3 separate regions of the Homo sapiens genome follow, and regions 2 and 3 are each linked to region 1. A link is a loop called in an ENCODE intact Hi-C map of the cell type or tissue named here. Cell type or tissue: heart left ventricle. All regions are shown on one strand.

What was found. A loop is a pair of places that touch in the nucleus more often than their neighbours do. Peaks named below come from ENCODE experiments on the same cell type or tissue, not always from the same donor. Only the 100,000 strongest peaks of a DNase experiment are listed, where the experiment ranks them.
Region 2: it touches region 1 in a loop (2.2-fold over the local background); 14 of 110 quality-filtered maps call a loop at or near these places.
Region 3: a loop joins it to region 1, with 4 times the contacts of the local background. A loop is called at or near these places in 8 of 110 quality-filtered maps.

The regions. Positions count from the first base shown.
Region 1 is chr11:101,126,768-101,129,267 of GRCh38, forward strand. It overlaps PGR (progesterone receptor), which reads right to left. Exons shown (of 8, transcript NM_000926.4): 1 at 667-2,500. The coding sequence starts at 2,303. It also overlaps PGR-AS1. Among named protein-coding and RNA genes, the nearest start is that of PGR, 1.8 kb to the right of the region's middle. In heart left ventricle, a CTCF peak has its summit at 1,506; DNase peaks (open chromatin) are centred at 234, 864, 1,714 and 1,834; H3K4me3 peaks cover 2,500 bases; H3K27ac peaks cover 2,125 bases; H3K27me3 peaks cover 688 bases.
Region 2 is chr11:100,993,695-100,996,194 of GRCh38, forward strand. It overlaps ARHGAP42 (Rho GTPase activating protein 42), which reads left to right. Exons shown (of 24, transcript NM_152432.4): 24 at 1-247. Among named protein-coding and RNA genes, the nearest start is that of SNORD13I, 61 kb to the left of the region's middle. In heart left ventricle, no CTCF peak of the experiment used is centred here; no DNase peak of the experiment used is centred here.
Region 3 is chr11:101,435,701-101,438,200 of GRCh38, forward strand. It overlaps LOC124902737 (a long non-coding RNA gene), which reads right to left. Exons shown (of 3, transcript XR_007062861.1): 2 at 1,103-1,315; 3 at 1-682. Among named protein-coding and RNA genes, the nearest start is that of MIR3920, 83 kb to the right of the region's middle. In heart left ventricle, a CTCF peak has its summit at 1,014 (motif pointing left); no DNase peak of the experiment used is centred here.

The sequences.
Region 1 (2,500 bases):
AAAAATTGTAGTGAATAGCAAGCAATAATAAGAAAACGGTGCAATGCAGTGACAGGCGTTTAAATCCACAGTTTAAACATTTCCCACGTGAACTTAATTTTAATCTTGAGATTCTTAAGAAAACTGAGCCACTGAAGTGTTCAAATCCCTAAGATGGTGCTGCTTTCGGTTCTGGCCGGCCACCTCTCAAGTCCCACCCCTCCCGGGGGAACGGTGCCTTAACTCCTCTCCAAGACAAGCACTCCTGGTAAACGTCCTTCTTCTAAGAAAGAAGCATTTCATAAAGCCCCCAACTCGCCGCGCACTTTCTGCCCCACTGGGCTACAGCGGACCTAGTGTGACGCTGCACGTTTTAAATCGGGGTTGGTTCTGCTTCGGAATCTGGAAGATTCGGAAAGTTAAAAAACAAACAAAAAAACAGCTTTCAGGGAGGCACGCCCCAAAAATAGTATATTCTGCGCCCACCTTCGTGTCCCCAAGAGTGAGGAGAGGAGGGAAGAAGAAGGGAGGCAACTGCCCCTGTGCTGTGTCCCGCTGCCCACCCTCTCCGGCCGCCCCGGGGAGCGCAGCGGTGCGCTGGGGCTGGGGCTGAGGGTTGGCGGCCGCCGCCGCCAACGGAACCGCTACTCCCGGACGCGCTGGGCGTGCCCCGTCCCGGGCCCTCACCTCAGGTAGTTGAGATAGGGCGGGTAGACCTGCGGCAGGCCCTCCTTGAGCACGGCGGCCTGGTAGCCGAGCTGCGGGAGCCCGTTGAGGCCGAGTGCAGGGTAGAGCGCGGGGGCCGCCCCGGCGGCGGCGGCAGAGGCGGAGGTGGAGGGCAGGCCGTCCCGCGGGAGCAGGCAGCCGCTCGCGCCCGGCGCCTTGCAGGGCGGCGGCGCGAACGGGCCCTGCTGGGGCGGCGCGCCCTCCGCTTTGTACAGGATGCACTCCAGGGTCGACCCCGAGGAGGACGCAGACGAGACTGAGGCACTGGCGGGTGCGGCCGTCACCGCCGCTTCCCCGGGTCTGGATGGGGTCGCTCGCGGCGGCAGCGGGGGCGGTGGCCCCAACGGGAAATCCGGGAAGGCTGCGGGGTTGGCACCGGCCACAAGGTAGGAACGCGGGGAGCGCGCGGAGGCCTCCGCGCCTTCCTCCTCCTCCTTTATCTTTAGAGCGGGCGGCTGGAAGTCGCTATAGAGAGGGTACGCGTCGTCCTTGGGCTCGGCGTCGGGCGGGTACGCGCAGTCGGGGAAGTCGCCTACAGCGACCGGGGTGGACGAGGCACAGGGTGAACTCCGCGGCGGGGCAAAGGCGCTGGCAGCCCCGGCCCCGCCGTCGTAACTTTCGTCTTCCAGCAGCTGCCGAGTGCGGGCTGCCAATAAGGCGTGATTGAGAGGCAGGATAGGCACGTGGATGAAATCCATCACCGTGGTGGCCAGCGGGGAGCGCCCGGGCGCCATCGGCGCGTCCTGCTCCACCAGGGCGACCCTGGGCGCTGAGAAGCGGGAATCTTCCTTGGGGACCAGGGCGACGCCTCCTGCTGCCGCCCCCGGCGGGACAGCCGCGGCTCCTCCTCCAGCCGCCGCGCCACCCAGAGCCCGAGGTTTGCCCTTCAGAAGCGGACCCGCAGACTCCTCGGACTCAGAGCCATCCTCCTCCTCAACCTCCACCGCAGCGGCCTGCGGAGACGGCTTCACTGGGGCCCCGGACCAGTGAGGGCTCTCAGAGGCCGGGAGCAGCAGCTGCCGGGCTGGTGACAGGCCCCGGGGCAGCACTTTATGGGCAGCTGCCGTCCCGGAGCTGTCTCCAACCTTGCACCCGGACCGGCTCATGAGCGGGGACAACACCCGCTGGGTGGCGGGGGCAGCCGGTGGATCTTCGGGAAGTTCGGGGCCAAACAGGCACCAAGAGCTGGTGACCTCGCAGGCGGGAGGGCTGGGTTGGCTCTGCCCGGGACCTGAGGGCGCCAACAGAGTGTCCAAGACACTGTCCAGCAGTCCGCTGTCCTTTTCTGGGGGACTAGAACTGCTGCCTCCAGCACCCCTTGTAGCTTCAGCTCTGGAATATGCGCCCTCCACGTCCGACAGCGACTGCTGGTCCTGCGTCTTTTCGTCGGAGGGGTCCTGTCCCTGGCAGGGCCGAGGGAAGAGTAGCCCGTCCAGGGAGATAGGTATGGCCGAAACTTCAGGCAAGGTGTCCGAGGTCTGGCTCCCCGGGAACGGACCTGCGGCTGGGCGACACAGCAGTGGGGATCCGACCTCGGGGGAGGGCGGGCCGCCCGCCACGTGGGGAGCCCGGGGACCCTTTGCCTTCAGCTCAGTCATGACGACTGGACTCCCCTTTTCTCCTCCCCCGTCTCCAGGAGGAGGGAAAAGGGAAGGAGGAGGGGGTTTCGGGAATATAGGGGCAGAGGGAGGAGAAAGTGGGTGTTGAATGTGGCTGGACCGGAGGGATCTCCACCTCCTGGGTCGGGGGCGGGGGAGGGCGGCGCTGGTCAGCTCCTGCCCTTGGCCTCCATCCT
Region 2 (2,500 bases), 130 kb before region 1:
CAGTCATTAACATGACAAATTAAGTAATAAATATAAAAGTGATTGTCCATAAATTATCATTGAATTTTTTGTTTATTTTGTAGTGTTCTGTATTTATCTGCACTTTGTGTATATATACACACATACATATGCCAACATGTAAATAACCTCATGTTTATTCCTAATCTAAATTGCCACAATATTTTTAATGTATGGTTACACTGTGTTTTAAATTACTTTAAAAATAAACTTTGTAAGCAGATTTTAATTTAGTCTTTGTACTTGAAGACCCACTGTGTTGGAGGGCAATTGTCTTGGCTTCATGTAGAGAAAAAACAAAGTTTCTGGTACTGTGAGTGATCACTTTGGTATGGCTAAATCATAGCAGAATTTGGTGACCTTCTCCTCACAAATTGGTATTCTGCAAGCTTTGGAAAATGTTAATGTTGATAACCTATTAATAATGCAGGTATCCACCGAGGGGAGAGGGAAATGGGCCATATGCAAAATACTAAATATAACAAGCATACAGGCTTACCTGAAAATATATATGTTTATAAAAGTTTCCAAGTGTACTATGGAAGAAATATCAGCGTACAAATACCTCCTGTCCATTTTTATTAGTCTTATGAACCTCTTGGTCATGACTTGACTTCTAGGTAAAACTTTGCTTCGCTGCATCAAAAAAAAAGATAATCGTGTATTTCTTTTGCATTGCTCCATAGATTATTAGAGTGCAGCAAATCACCTTGCCAAAGCTAAGCCTCACAGGTTGACCATTGGACAACCTGGCTTGCTCACATAGGTTGTAGTTTTCATCGATATCAGAGGAAAAGAGATAAATTCATGACACAACACCTGTTCAGATATAAGGATTAATGTTAACTCCAGTATAGTTAAGCAGGAAAGGACTATTAGGTTAGATATTACAGATTATTCTAGATGAGCTACTGTTTAAGAATGTTGGTTAAGACTGTTGGCCTGGAATCCCCTATAACTGATATTTTAGAATTAAAAATGAATTAACTTCCAGTGGCCAAAGCCGGAATGATTTGAGCAACAAAATAATGCAGTATTGAATGATTGGCTTATAAAACAAAGTATAAAATGAATATCCATGAATCCACATGGATATCAATGACAATAAATTTCACTTGTGTAAAAAAATGAGGGAGAAGAGACAAATCTTTACAAAAATATTCCAAATCATAATTGGAGTTATAGTTACCCTTCCCTCTAGCAGGTAGAATTTAATCCTCTCCTGCTTAAAGGTGAGCTAGACTTAGTAACTCATTTCCAAAATTTAGAGTATAGAAAACCGTCATAACTTTATAGAAAAGAAACCTAGTAGCCACTGTCTTAACCAAGTGGTAAAACTTAATATCAGTGATATCATGTGGTTGACTTACACCCCATAATATGTGATGTGAAGAGCAATTCACCTCTGTGGTATTCTTTCCCCAAACCCATAATTCCAGTGTAACCATTAGAAAAACATCAGACAAGCCCAGACTGAGGACATTCTACAGAAAAGATCTCAGCCCAGTACTCCTCAAGACTGTTGAGCTCATGAAAAATAGGTAAATACTGAGCAAATGTCACAGATCAGAGGAGACTTAGGAGACAGGGCAACTAAATGTAATGTGGAACCCTGGACTGGATCCTGGAACAGAAAGGAGAAAATAATAGCGGGCGTGGTGCCTCGCGCCTGTAATCCCAGCACTTTGGGAGGCCGAGGCGGGTGGATCACCTGAGGTCAGGAGTTCAAGACCAGCCTGGCCAACATGGTGAAACCCCGTCTCTACTAAAAATACAAAATTAGCCGGGCGTGGTGGTGCATGCCTGTAACCCAGTTACTCAGGAGGCTGAGGCAGGAGAATCTCTTGAACCATGGAGGCAGAGGTTGCAGTGAGCCGAGATTGTGCCATTGCACTCCAGCCTGGGCAAAAACGAGTGAAATTCCATCTCAAAATAAATAAATGAATAAATAAATAAATAAATAAATAAATAAAAGATAAGCTGGTGGTGTCCAAATAAGGTCTAAACTTTAGTTAATAGTTTAAAAAACAAGGTAACAAAAACTACTCAAAAAATAGTACATGAGCTGGGGATACTTATATCATTTTGGGAATTTAAGTGACTTTTTCAAGAATTAAACATTTTCACTTGTTCCCCATTAAATTTTGATCTGTGTGTGCAAGATACATCTCCTATTCATCAGTCAATCTCAGGCTTTAGAACAGAGTTGGGCATACATGAATACAGTAGAGTAAGCCCCTTTCATTAAATGAACAAATTCATTAGCAAAGGAACAAACATTGTAAACCCTTTAATAATTTAAAGAATACGGTTGTGGGCTTGTGTTTTTATGTCTGTCAATTCTCCCAGGAACAGTGAAATCATTCTTCAACATCCATGAATATATGAATCTACTCTGGAGCCATTTATATGTTAATGGTGTAAACAAACCTTTACACACATGAACAGGTCTTAAGGGCAGAGGTTAAACAGATTTTCTTCT
Region 3 (2,500 bases), 310 kb after region 1:
TGTGCTTTCCCCTGCCTCCTTCATCCTCTCATTGCATCCCCGCATGAAGAGCTCTAGGCTGAACTATTTCTTTTGCTAAGTTAATTAAGGCAGGGGACAGCCACTGCTGCTGGTGGGAGGCAGTTACACACATGAGCAGACTTTATCATTAATGTCTTCCCCTTAAACTGTTTCATACTCAATTTTCCTGGCTCAGTTTCATTTATTACTCATAATTAGAGCCAGCTCCTACTTACTCAATTCAGCAGGTACTTTTGAAGCGTTTATGGTGAGAGTAAGGCTGTGTCTGTAACCACTGGCAAGCAAAAGACACATGTAAACATCTTCTTTGCTTGATTTTCAGCATGCTCACTCCTGACACATACAAGCAGGGCAGCTCAAAACCGTGGCAGGATGGGTAGCTGGGGAATGTGCACATCACTTTGTTGCTGTTGGGGGTATTTAAGCAGGGGCTGCACTCGCACATTCAACCACTGTTTATTAAGTGCTTCCTGTGGACAGAAGTCCTTGTGTTGTCCACTGTTTAATAGGTCCAGCAAGGTGGCTGGATGAGAATTTAGGATGATGGTGGTGGTGGTGGTGGTTTGGGGACGGGGTTAGAAATCACTCTATGGCAGTTTAAACTCTGATTCTTCTGGTAGGGCTGGGCAAAGCTGCTTCTTCACAGACTAATCCTCTCTTCCTAAAAAAGAAAATTAAAGTTATTCAAAGCCAGACAGCAGGGACTATTGTGTGTCCTCCCAGGTCTCATTTAGTCATTGAAAAAACATTTTCTAGTGAGTTCAAAAAAATTACTTAAAGCCGGTTTCAAAGATACTAAGTTACCTGTATCCATAAAGCTCAGCTCCCTGTTTGCTTATAGGAAAATTTTTTTACTGATCTAAATTTTGTGGAAAGAAGATGCAGGAGCATTATGACCTGAGAAGTTTGGGACCTCTCGCCTGGACCTTTTCCTTTAGGCAAGAAAGGTGAGCCCCTTGGGCTTGCATGATTACATCTACAGGAAGGGACAATGGCACCCTCTGCTGGCTTACCTAGGTCAAGATGCTTTTTGCTTCTATCCTTCATTGGCAAATTGAAAGACAAATTGTTCTTTACCTACCTTCACTGCTGATAGACAGGAGCAACTTGACCTGACTTTGAAAATTACTTCAACACTCTTCCTCTTGAGAGAGCCTCTTCTTTTGCAATTACTCTACATGCTTGCATACATAAAGTACTGGCCTTGGTCTTAAAAGCGCTGGGTTTAGAATCCTGGTCTTCAGCAAGAACAATGATTGCTACTTCTCTTCTCTAAGATGCAAGATGGGGACTACTGTGAAAATTAAATTAGCAAATGTGTTAAGATAGAACATGACGTGCACCCAGAGAAAAATAAGATATATTAAAGAAGCATTGTTTAAGCATTCATCTACTTTTTTTTCACTATGAAGTACAATTTTAATAGTCAGATGGGATCCATATATATGAAAAAAGGGGTACAGTGATTATTATCAAATCTTTTTGTCTTCTCCACAAGGTACTGAGTCAAATGCTCTGCAAGGAAAAATAAAGAAATGCTATACATTTATCAGAACCTTCTGTATCCATCTTTGATCAGTTGCAGTGCTTATGCTCCAAGGTTTTCTTGCTAAAGAGCTAGTGTTTGTTTTAACCTATGTGATGAGGAAATATAAGAGAATTCAGAATAAACCAGCAACAAAACCGAGAGTCTCACCAGAACAGACCACTCTTTGTATGCTAGCTTTATGTTTTTGTGTCTTTGTAACCAAAAAAAAAAAAAAAAAATCAGTCTTTTTGTGTGTGTGAACTCTGGACATGGCAGTGCAAAATGGGCTCTCTCTCCATGACCTGAGCTTCTGTAGCCCTCTGCCCGTCGCAGCTCCTCTGAGTGACTGGCTTTCCTAGTGAGCTGTGATAGTGTGTGGAGTGAGTTGTTTTTCTTCTCAGAGTGGGAAATAAGTCCTTCCATTTTTGCAATGCTATAACATACGGATGCAACACCATTAAATGTGTGTAAATCATCCTCCATCCACAAACGTCAAACACAGTCAGGCGAATTAAGGCATTTTAACTCCAATACCTACTTCTTGCACTTTACTGTTATTTCCAAAAAGTTCTTACTTAAATCTTGATTCTACCACATATTAGCTATCTAACTTTGAGCCAGTTATTTGATCTGACTGAACTTGAATGTTGTCATCTCTGATAGAACAATATCTACACATAGGGTTGTCATATTCAATGAGATGAAGTAGATTGAAGACCTAGCACAGAATCTGCCATTTATGTCTGTTTAATAGATGACAGTTGTCATTGATTAATATTACTAAATCTTCTACAAGAATTAGGACTTTTACATAGTAAAAATTAAAAATAATGTTATTTATTAAAAATCTATTTTTAGATATATTTATGTTATATTTGAATATATTTATTTGCAAAACTCAAATATTGCAGCATCTCACTCACTGCTGGGGGAGATGACATGAAGGAATGA